Linked DNA regions of Homo sapiens: regions 1 and 3 are each linked to region 2. Evidence: chromatin contacts called from ENCODE Hi-C or POLR2A ChIA-PET data. All regions are on one chromosome and are shown on one strand. The core of a region is the stretch at or near the end of the contact, and the rest is flanking DNA. Distances in the headings are between cores, read along the strand shown. Region 1 holds the start of CMTR1 (cap methyltransferase 1). Region 2 holds the start of PPIL1 (peptidylprolyl isomerase like 1). Region 3 overlaps LINC02520 (long intergenic non-protein coding RNA 2520).

Region 1 (3,518 bases), core at 416-2,915, 560 kb after region 2:
AGTTTACAGCTGAGTCGGGGAGGCAGATGAGTCCACAGGCCATTATACAACACCGTGGTAAGTGCTTTGATAGTGGAAGGACAGAGTGCTTTAGGAGCTCAGAGGTGGGTCTCCCAACCTAGATTTGTGACATCAGGAAATATTTCGAGATAGGGACACTAAAGTGACTCCTGAGGGATAAATGGACATTAGCCCAGCAAAGAGGAGAAGCATGATCCAGGCAGGGGGCTGAACTCTTAAGAGACATGGCATGTTTTGTTTTGTTGTGTTCTGTTTTTGAGATGGAGTCTGGCTCTGTCGCCCAGGCTGGAGTGCAGTGGTGCAATCTCTGCTCACTGCAACCTCTGCTTCCCAGGTTCAAGCGATTTTCCTGACTTACCCTACTGAGTAGCTGGGACTATAGGTGCGCACCACCACACCCAGCTACTTTTTTTGTATCTTCAGTAGAGACGGGATTTCACCATGTTGGCCAGGCTGGTCTCGAACTCCTGACCTCAGGTGATCCATCCGCCTCAGCCTCCCCACGTGCTGGGATTACAGGTGTGAGCCACCGCGCCCGGCGGAGACACGGCATATTTGATAAACTGAGAAGAGTCAGCATGGGGAGAACTAAGGGATAGCAGTACAAGGCATACCTGAAGAAGGGGTCATGCTGGAGGGTCTCAGAGGCCATTTTAAGGACATTAGCTTTATTCTAAGAGCAATGGGACATCATTGATGGATTTTAATCATTGTTGGGTTGTGACAGGATCAGGTTTAATTAATCAATTTTAAATTCCCTTCTTTTCACAGGTGTTGAAAATTATAAAAATCACTTTGGTTTTGTGAAGAACGCATTAGAGGGATCACAACTGGAGACAGTCACGGGAGTTTGGAGTTACTGGAGAAATTCTGCCGAGAGGGGGTAAGTGCATGAATTGTGGCAATGGGGATGGGGGTGAATGGATGGATTTGAAAGACAATTAGGAGGTAAGCGCAATTAAGTGTATGAGAAACTTTGGGGTATGAAGAAGAGGGAGATTCCTCAGATTTCTAGCTGGACCAACAGGATGGATGGCAGCGCCCTTCACCAGGAAAAAAGTGAGCTGATGGAAGAACATAAGGTGAAATTTGAATTCATGGGGTTTGAGGTGACTGAGTGAGGATGTCCAACAGACGTTTGGCCATATTGGCCTGAAAATCAGAAGAGAGGTTTGAGATGGAGAGCCAACTGTGCCCATATGGTAAGATGCTACAGGCGGCATTCCTTCTGTCCTCCCGTCCTTCGTTCAAAATCTGTTGAGATGTCCCATAGGCTGGATGTTGGGGATACAGCAGGGAACAAGAACACTGCGTTCGCTCAACCAGTTTACCATCTACCTCTCTGAACTTGTTCTTAGTCTGTAAAATGAAGATAATGATAAGATTAAGTAAGATGAGGTCGTGTGAGGGCACCTAGCACTTACAATTTTTGTATTGGTTTCTCTTCCTCAGAGCCAAAGGAGGAGATAGTTACTTTTGCTTTTGCAGCCTTTTCCGGGCGGCTTTTCCGCGCAGGCGCCCCTGGACCTCCCAGGTTGAGAGGTGGAGCGGGCCAAACCTCAGCTGCCTTTCCCGGGGCCGGGACCCGGCCGGGGGAGGACCGAGGCGCGGCGCTGTCCGTGACGTCATCAGGCTGCGCTGCCCGCAGTACTGGACCCGAGCGCGACGGTGCGGCTGGCGGACCCGGGCTGGCTTGTGGGGAAACGAAACTGAGGGAGGAGGCGGCGGCTCTGGCAGCGGCGGCGACAGTGTCGGCCTGACCCCCCCTCCGCTCCCCGGCAGCTCGCTCTCTCCCCTCAGCGTGAGTGCCGACGCGCGGCCCGGGGGGAGCAAGCGGGCGGGCGCGCGGGCTCAGCATCCTTCTCCCCTCCACCGCCGCCTGGGCCCCCCGCCCGCGGTTATGGGTCTCCTCGCCTTCTGGCCCCTTATGTCTTCCCTCCTCCTCCCACCCCCAACGCCGGCTCCCTGGAGCCCGAGCTGCCGCTGACACACGTCTCTGCGCACACATTCACACGCTCATGTTATCTTCAAATGAAGGGACTGGCCGGGAGACATGGGAGCTTATCTCTTCTCTCTGTGATTAGGGGTGGCAGTGCCAAACCGAGGCCCAGGGAGAGAAGACTGCAGAGGGGATTTGAACCCCTTCTGTGCGGAAGCAGCAGGTAGAACCAGGCCGCTTGCCTTCCGCTTAGAAGTTCCCTGCCAGAGCATTCTGCTGGCATGTGTGGGTCACTTGAGCAGGGCACTGGTTAGCTGTGTGGCCTTCACCTCTGTGGCCGCAGTCTTTTCCCGTGGAAGATGATAGGGTTGGATGAGATGATTTGGAAGGCCCAAATCTAAGGTGATGTGGTTTGGGGAGGAGCATCCGCCTCTCCTGCCTTTCACACAGCTGTTCAACAGTCCGCTTTGAGTTTGCTGTACTTCCAGTCTCCCCCCGAGTCACTTAAGAATTAAAAGCTTTTAGCGCTTGCAATGGCTAGAAGCAAGCTCTGTGATGAGCCTTCCTTTATCTCACCCTGGGGGCCTTTTGGGGGTATTTAAGACTACGGCTTAAAGTGAAATGTGGCTTAGCTTGGTCTTGCTTTCTGTTTGCTCAGTGTCTCCGGTTCTTCCCTGGGACAGCCCCTGCCTGTATCTAGTAAGAGGCTGCTTTCTCAGGAAGGTGGCGGTTGTGCATTGGGTTGATTGGCTCTTCCTTGAGTTGGAGAGAACTGAAACATGTGATCCAGGGTTTTACGAGGTTGGGAGCATCAGTGACACTTTTGGGTTTCAATACTTTCTTGCTGTACCTCGCCTTCCCTAAGGATTGTTTCCCAGCTTGTCGCCCACCCTGTATTGAGTCCTCTTTTCTGAGTTCTCTACAGCCAATCAGTTGTGTGTAAGCCACACTGTATTCACTACTTCTCTTGCTTGCTCTTTAACTTGATAATTCGTTAAGATTTCAGGGTTTCATAATCACTTCATTCCATCTTATTTTTTTCTCGTGCTTATCTCTCATGTACCTAACCATGGGGATGGATGATTGATGGTGGCATGGTGCCTGTTTCTTTCTTTTTTGTTTTTTTGAGACGGAGTCTTGCTCTGTCGCCCAGGGTGGAGTGCAGTGGTGTGATCTCGGCTCACTGCAACCTCCGCCTCAGCAATTCAAGCGGTTCTCCTGAGTAGCTGGGACTACAGGCATGTGCCACCACCCGGCTAATTTTTGTGTTTTTTTTACTAGAGATGGGGTTTCACCATGTTGGCCAGGCTGGTCTTGAACTCCTGACCTCAGGTGATCCGCCCACCTCTTTCTCCCAAAGTGCTGGGATTACAGGCGTGAGCCACCGCGCCCAGCTGGTTTCCACTCTTTTTTGTGGAGGTGGATTTCTGTCCTTAAAATTGTTGTTTTCGTAACTGAGTTCTGTGGTATAGCTACCTCCAGTCCCAATAACTTTCCCGCTCTTGTGTTTCCTCGGTCTTAAGTCATTTCACTGCTTCCATTCCCTACTCTGCTTAAA
Region 2 (3,144 bases), core at 113-2,612:
TATGATCCCATTTTTTTGTTAAAAAAACATGAGAGAGGTTTATATGTACATAGAAAAAAGTCTGGACAATCATCCAACAAACTGTTGATGGTGTTTTCAGGAAGGAGGTGACTTTCACTTCTTACTCTGTATGTCTACATTGCTTGGATTTAACAATTTATTTTGTAACTTTAAAAAATACCAACAGGAGAATTCAGAAATTACAGGTTGGAGCCTGAAGATGTAGAATTTTGCCATATAAGGTGGGGAAGATGGCCAGGGAGCATGAAATGAACAGCATGAGCAAATAGAGAGAGGACTGACAGAACTCTGCTTTAGCTGAAAGCAGCAATGGGCAAGAACAGAAAGGCAGAGGACCTTGGCTGGTCCCTGGCTGTTGAGGGGAGAATGGCAGGTAGACAAGGGCCAGATGAAAAAAATCACCTTGAATGTCAGGATTAATACGTTTTTACTTTATACTGTTATAGCAGCAAGACGTTATTAAAGGTTTTTTGAGCAGGATCCCTTCCTTGTCCTACTTTGTAAAGATCACTTTGAGCTTTTTCCAAAGAGGCAATGGAATGAATAGAGCTAAAGGATCTAGCAAGGTGAGACGAGCACACCAGGCTCCAAACGAGGTTCTTCCAGTTACTAGCTGTGTGGCTTTGGTCAAGGCTTTAAGCTGTAAATTCCGGCGTTTCCTCCTGCTAATATTGAAAGGGAGAAAGTTAAATAATACCTTCATGATTTGAGTTGCTAAGATTAAACTAAATGAGATGACATACAGCGGGGCATGGCGCCAGCAGGTTGGTTACCACATCACTCTTTGATAGTGGGGAAAATGTGCTTCTTCCTGTATTTTACTGGAATTTGTTTCTACAACTGTATTACTTATCACGTAATGTTTACATGTCTGTCTCTTTCATTATACCGTAAGCTCCTAAAGGCAGGGCTGTCTGTGTTTTATCTACCTCTGTATCCTCAGAACTCATATTCCATATGCCTGGCTTGCGGACTCATTACACGTTTGTTGAATGAATGAATGAATGAATGAGCGGACTGGGGGAAGGAGGACAATCAGGCAGCTATTGCTGAGACCTCAGCACAAGACCCCGCGGAGCTTGGACGCGGGCGATGGCGGTCCCCTCTCAACCCTCTGGGGGCCGTCTCGGCCGCTGCTCCACGCCCCTCCACGTGGAGGCCGGCCTCCCGGAGGAACGCGCCAGGAACGCAGACCCGTGGTGAGGCCCGGGCTCCGCGTCTCCTCTGCCAGCCCCAGACGCCCGAACCCCCTCACCTGGTCTCCAAGTAAACGTTGGGTGGCTGCCAGGAATCTGGGGGAATTGCCGCCATAGCGAAGCCGGCGGCGGAATGCTTGTCTAGTAATTGCTACTTCCGGCGTCGATTAGCTGGGGACCCGTCGCTGCTGCACACTTCCGGTCCGTTCAACCCTTTCGATACCAGGATTTGGGTGGCCAAGACAAGGAAGAGGACGGTCCCTTCTTCCAATGCCGGGAAGCTGGGGTGGGAGACGAGAAGAAGCTGGGCTCAAGAACAGAGGAAAATGCAAACTTCATTCGCGGTGGTCTCCAAGTGGCGATACCGCGCCACTCTGGGCGATCTGATTGGTTCGTTTAGGCATGGAAGGCGGGAACAACCAGAAAAGCTGCGCTCTGGTTGGAGTTATGTCCTAATATTAAATTCGAAGAATTTCTTAGTCTCACAATTGGGCAGGGACGGGAAGGGGAGGCAGAGAATGAAAGAGGGTAGTTTAGAGATGCCAGTAAAGAATTTTTGTAAGGCGCTGTACGATGTACACAGTGCTTGCACTTTCTTATCTCATCTACTCCACAAAACAATTCTATAAGTAGATAGTATTATTACCATTTTTCAGATCTGAAAATAGACTCGGCAGTTAATACTTGTTTTTCCATAGTCATAAAGCAAATCTGAGCCTGCAGAATCCAAAGACGAGGAGTCTGAGGAGAAAAGAGAGGGAAGGGGCAGGAAGAAAATAGGAGATAAAGAAAGGAAGAGACAGGAGAAAACAGGACAAACGGATCAGAGCAAGAACAAGGCTTAACATTGGCTGGGATAGATGGTACCTGAAAGTTGTTAGGAGGGTTTGCGCAGGGCGCGAGGAACAGAAGCAAATTAGAGGAGCTATAATGTTTGGAGGGAGGACAAAAATGAAATAGAGTACCTAAACTTAACGCTGTAAATGCTTTGCACACCACTTAATAATGATGGTTGAATGTTTACCATGTGCCAGGCATCAAGCTAAGCATTTTATTGCGTATTTTCACGCTTAATCTTCAAAATCCCACAAGGTAGATATTACTATTCCCATTTTACTTTGAGGAAGCTGAGCCTTACAGATTAAATAACTTGCTTAAAGTACTACAGCTGGTGCACTTGTGCTCTTAACGACAGTTCAACTGTAATGTCCCTAATTGTCAACAAGGAATAAGGATGTACAAGGTTGTAAAGATAAACTAGACAGCTCCTTGAGAGAGGAGCTGGGCCTCCTTCATCTTTGTGCTCTTCTTGCACAGTACAGAGCACAGGGTGCTCAGCTTTGCTGAATGAATAATGAACGGAACACTACATTTTAAACTGATAAATGCTAAAGTATAATTTTTACACCTCCTGCAGTTTCAAGTTCATGCCCACCTTGTGGCCCTTGAGCTGGATGAAAAAGTCTTAATCCTTGGTCTGTTTAGTCTGTTGTTAAGTTGCCTTTCTCTGGACTTTATGTAGTTCTTTACTGTGTATCTCGGGAGTCATGTGCCATTCCCAGGCTCCAATGTCTGAATATTGAAAAGCCACCCCCAAGATCATGATCACTTTCTTCCTAAATCTTTTACTGCAGCTCCTACCAGTCACTTGGCACTGAGGAGACAGAGATGAGTCTCACACACACAGTGCCCTGCCCTAAAGAAACTCACATTCTAGGAGAGATGGGCAACTAAATACGTAGCTGTAGGAGCGTGGAATGAGGACTGTAATAAGAAGCACACAGTAGGTTGGGTGCAGTGGCTGACACCTGTAATCTGGCACTTTCGGAGGCCGAGGCGGGCAGATCATCTGAGGTCAGGAGTTCAAGACCAACCTGACCAACATGGTGAAACCCTGTCTCTACTAAAAATACAAAATAAGCTGGGC
Region 3 (3,617 bases), core at 699-3,198, 640 kb after region 2:
TGTGCTCCAATCCACATTGTGCAGCTTCTTGTCTTCCCCAGGGCCAGAAAGAAAGTTACACTCAGGGCCTGTTCCCTTGAAGCCGATCTCTTTTTTCTCTGTCATTTTCCCCAAATTCCAGTTCTTTTCCTCTCACATGGCAATTGGTGTGGGACTGAGTCCAGGCCAGGGCTATCTTGGCGGCACTGTGGTAATTAATGAGCAGTGCCCTAGGGCAGGCAGCCTGGGAGGCAGACTCAGGGCCTGGGGCTGCGCCTTTCTCCCGGCCAGCCTGGAGGCGGGAGAGGGAGAGGTTTCTGTTTGCCCAGACAACCCCCAGCAGGCTGGCTTCCTTCTCTCTCTCCCTCCCCACCACCTGCAATGAGTTGCTGCCCCAGCCCATGAGATGCACCATAGCCTTCCAGGCCCAGCAAAACCACACTCCGCCTTGTGAATCTGAGAGCCCGGATTCCCTCACTGCAACTCCGGGAAGGCAGGAACCATATCTGTCTTCCTCAGTGTCACCACCTGACACCTTCCTCAAAGGTGCTTTGGGACACAGCATATACCAATGACTGCTAGACTCTGTGGAGGAACGTTAGAATGTTCTCAAAGGTCTTGACAATGTTCTGTGGGCCTAGTGGGTCACCAGAGTTTCCCAGCAGGTGAGTTTCATGGCCAGAATTCTCCAAGCGTCCTGGGGTGTTTGGGGCTGGCTGGCATCTTCCCTTGCTTTTTTTTTTTTTTTTTTTTTTGAGATAGAGTCTCACTCTGTTGCCCAGGCTAGAGTGCCATGGCACGATCTCAGCTCACTGCAACCTCTGCCTCCCAGGTTCAAGCAATTCTCCTGCCTCAGCCTCCCGGGTAGCTGGGACTATAGTGCACACCACCAAGCCCGGCTAATTTTTGTATTTTTAGTAGAGACGGGGTTTTGCCTTGTTGACCAGACTGGTCTCGAACTCCTGGGCTCAAGTGTTCTGCCTGCCTTGGCCTCTCACAGTGCTGGGATTACAGGCGTGAGCCACCATGCCCGGCAGCATCCTCCCTTCTTTCTGCAGTGTTTGCTGAGAGCTCTAGCAGCCTGATGAGCCCCCTCCCTGTGGGCTGGAAAAGAAAGTGTGGACCCTGGCTCATCAGCAGCATGAGATATGGGATGCAGCAGGGTGACGCTTGAGAGGCCTGCTTCCCCAGCTGCTGGGCACCATTCGTGCCCACCCGGTGGGGGAGAGCCTGCGGGTCATGGGCCTAGCGACAGCCTAGCATCAGAAGGCCCTGAGCAGACTGATCTCCGTCGCCTCACAAGACAGGTCACTTCCCTCCTGAGCTTCCAAGCCTTTACCTGAGCTGTTTTCTTGTCCCTTAAGTCTGTTGGTATTGAAGTCTGGGCGGCCTGACAGCCCTGGCAGGCAGCCCAGAGGCCAGCGCCCCAGGCAGACACTCTCTCTGCCTTATTTATGCAGCTTCGCGGCCGCTGCGATTGGGTGGCATTTGTGAGCACAAAAGAGAAGACTCGGGCATTCAGAAGGCCCTTTCAGCAAAGGGCGCCACAGGCCTGCTGGCTGGAAATTCTCCTGAGATCGGTTGGAGTCTATTTGCAGGCATGCAGGCATTTCTGTTTGCTTCCTGACCCTGGCCTCCTGGGCACTGGGGCGGGGAGGGGCAGGCCTCTGCATTCGGGGACAGGAAGGAGGGGGTTGGCACAGAGGTTTCTGCCAGAGCCTCCCTGCCTGGAGGACCTGGCCTTGTGGTCTTCCCCAGGCCCATGTGCCCTGCTTGCCTGCTCTCTCACCAACAGGGTGATGAGGTGGCATCCACTGGGGTCAGTCCTGTGCCACCTGGCCTCCCCCTCCCTGCCTCTGCAGCCCGCTGAGAAGTGAACAGAAGCTGCTGCAGTGTGGCTGGGAGTCAGCTAGGAAGGGCCAACCCCCTTAACTGGTGCCCCACGTGACTGAGGCTCCTTGGTCACATCATGATCTGTGGTACCCAGATCAAAGGTCCTGCCAGCAGTGCACCAAGCCCTCCTCTTGGCAGGAAGCAGCAGACTAGAGCAAGTGAGGGAGAGTCGAAGCTGGCGGGGGGGTTTTCCCAGACAACAGCCTGTCCCGTGCTGCTCCCTGCCAGCCCCAAATCAGGAGTCCCCCCACCCCCGCACCACCGTGTTTCTAGTCCTGAGAGTGATGGGCTGGGGGATGGAGCCTCTGAAAATTCCACGAAGGTATGGTGCCCGGTCCAGGCATGCCCTGTGGCCGTCTGTTGTTGATTTTTAAATCTGTTCACCCGGGAGTCCTAGTTCAGCTCAGCAGACAGCAGTATTTGCTTATTAATTTGTTTATTGATTTACTGGGCTGTACTTGGGGCTTCTCCCGGGAAGGACTCCAGACGCGCTGTGCCGCCCAGCATCCAGCCATCCGTCAGACTCAGGTTTGAGCTTAAGATGCCACAAGGCCTGCAGCGGGCAGACCTAGAGACAGTGCAAAACTCCCGGAGGATGGACTGGGCCATGGGGCACTGGAGAGACTGAGGGCAGTCGGGGAGGAGGGAGGCTGCCTGCAGCAGCTGCAGGACACAGGCACGCGGTACCGTGTGGGAATGGCGCCCCTGGAGTTGTGCAACTGGGCACTCCTGGTTTGGGCCTCTCCCTATAGAGCAAGGGTAACAGATGTCTTCTCAGGAGAGGCCCTTCTCTGTCTCAGATCGTATTTAAGAGGCCTCCTTCCAGAGGCAGGGGATGGAGGAGAAAACCAGTCCAAGGTCTTCGGTGCCCCAGAGGCTCAGATTCATGTCTTCGGATGGGTTTTCCAACGTGCCAGGATTAAGTAAGGCGAGGGGTGTTTCTAGCAACAATTCTCTCAGCTCTTGCATAATAATGCTACATTTTTTTTAAAAACCTCTGAGGACACGTCTGTGGCTTTGTCGCCTTTCTGAGGCATATGCTGACTACAGATTGTGGCAGCAGGATGGAGGGGAGGGGAGGAGAAGCGAGAGGAGGCCGCAGTGTCAGAACAGAATTCTGTCACGGATGTAGAAAGAGCCTTGCCTGAGGACTTGTAAGAGCGAGGTGGCTATGAATGTGGACTTGGCATGAGGCAGACCTGGCGTGAATCCTGGCTCCCTCATTTATGAGCTGGGCAATCTCAGGCAAGTTACTTACCCTTTCTGTGCTTCATCTCATCCATAAAGTGAGAGTCAGCTTGTCAGCCTCATAGGACTGATGTGAGGGTTATAGACGAGACAATGTAAGAAACACATTAGTATATAATTAGTTGCTACCTCCTTATCACACATGTAAGATGGGTGATGTGATGCTTCCTGACGGAACTCTCATCCCTGAAATGAAAAGAGGGCCATGTCTGAGTAAACCCAAGGCTTCCCTTTTCAGATCCGCCTTTCTCTTTGGCTGCTCTGGACTTCCCTGGGCCTCCCTGGTGCTGTTATGTTTCCCTTTCCCTCCATGTCCAATATTAAAACCTCCTGATAGGTCTACAAGCCAGCATGGATGAACAGGAGGCCTTGGAGGATGCTGGGTGTGGACATGGGTGCTCAGGTCAGGAGAGGGAAGGGGCGGTGGGTGCCCTCAAACCCCGCTGCCTTGTGAGAGTGGAGCATGCAGGCTGAGGAGTCCCACTGCCCAGGCTCCA

Evidence for each region. Hi-C counts contacts between places; a loop is a spot of excess contacts on that map. ChIA-PET counts read pairs that join two places held with the same protein, here RNA polymerase II (POLR2A). Pooled maps may share reads with other maps.
Region 1: a loop to region 2 is called in a map of CD8-positive, alpha-beta T cell, with 2.8 times the contacts of the local background. The contact joins the promoter of CMTR1 here to the promoter of PPIL1 in region 2. A Hi-C loop is called at or near these places in 4 of 168 maps with a recorded cell type or tissue (CD8-positive, alpha-beta T cell, dorsolateral prefrontal cortex and naive thymus-derived CD4-positive, alpha-beta T cell), 2 of 37 single-sample maps with no recorded cell type and 11 of 50 pooled maps. POLR2A ChIA-PET finds 5 or more read pairs at or near these places in 2 of 52 experiments (CD4-positive, alpha-beta T cell and activated naive CD4-positive, alpha-beta T cell).
Region 3: a pooled map shows a loop between it and region 2 (5-fold over the local background). The contact joins the enhancer-like site here to the promoter of PPIL1 in region 2. A Hi-C loop is called at or near these places in 4 of 50 pooled maps. POLR2A ChIA-PET finds 5 or more read pairs at or near these places in 2 of 52 experiments (CD4-positive, alpha-beta T cell and WTC11).

Annotation. Positions count from the first base shown.
Region 1 is chr6:37,431,556-37,435,073 of GRCh38, forward strand. It overlaps CMTR1 (cap methyltransferase 1), which reads left to right and starts at 1,666. Exons shown (of 24, transcript NM_015050.3): 1 at 1,666-1,822. It overlaps LOC107986531 (a long non-coding RNA gene), which reads right to left and starts at 1,668. Exons shown (of 2, transcript NR_171666.1): 1 at 1,496-1,668; 2 at 673-1,380. RefSeq lists enhancers at 1,348-1,849, 1,542-1,821 and a silencer at 1,822-2,011.
Region 2 is chr6:36,873,441-36,876,584 of GRCh38, forward strand. It overlaps PPIL1 (peptidylprolyl isomerase like 1), which reads right to left and starts at 1,363. Exons shown (of 4, transcript NM_016059.5): 1 at 1,277-1,363. The coding sequence starts at 1,332. It also overlaps a transcript of C6orf89 not described here. RefSeq lists an enhancer at 1,354-1,583.
Region 3 is chr6:37,514,748-37,518,364 of GRCh38, forward strand. All of the region lies in intron 1 of LINC02520 (long intergenic non-protein coding RNA 2520), which reads left to right. Among named protein-coding and RNA genes, the nearest start is that of LINC02520, 9.2 kb to the left of the region's middle. RefSeq lists enhancers at 576-1,360, 1,361-2,145, 2,018-2,067, 2,158-2,537. Within about 2 kb of position 1,949, at least 20 of the 41 ENCODE cell types and tissues checked have a DNase peak (open chromatin) inside an H3K27ac peak, as active enhancers do; they include CD4-positive, alpha-beta T cell, where a contact is called at or near this core.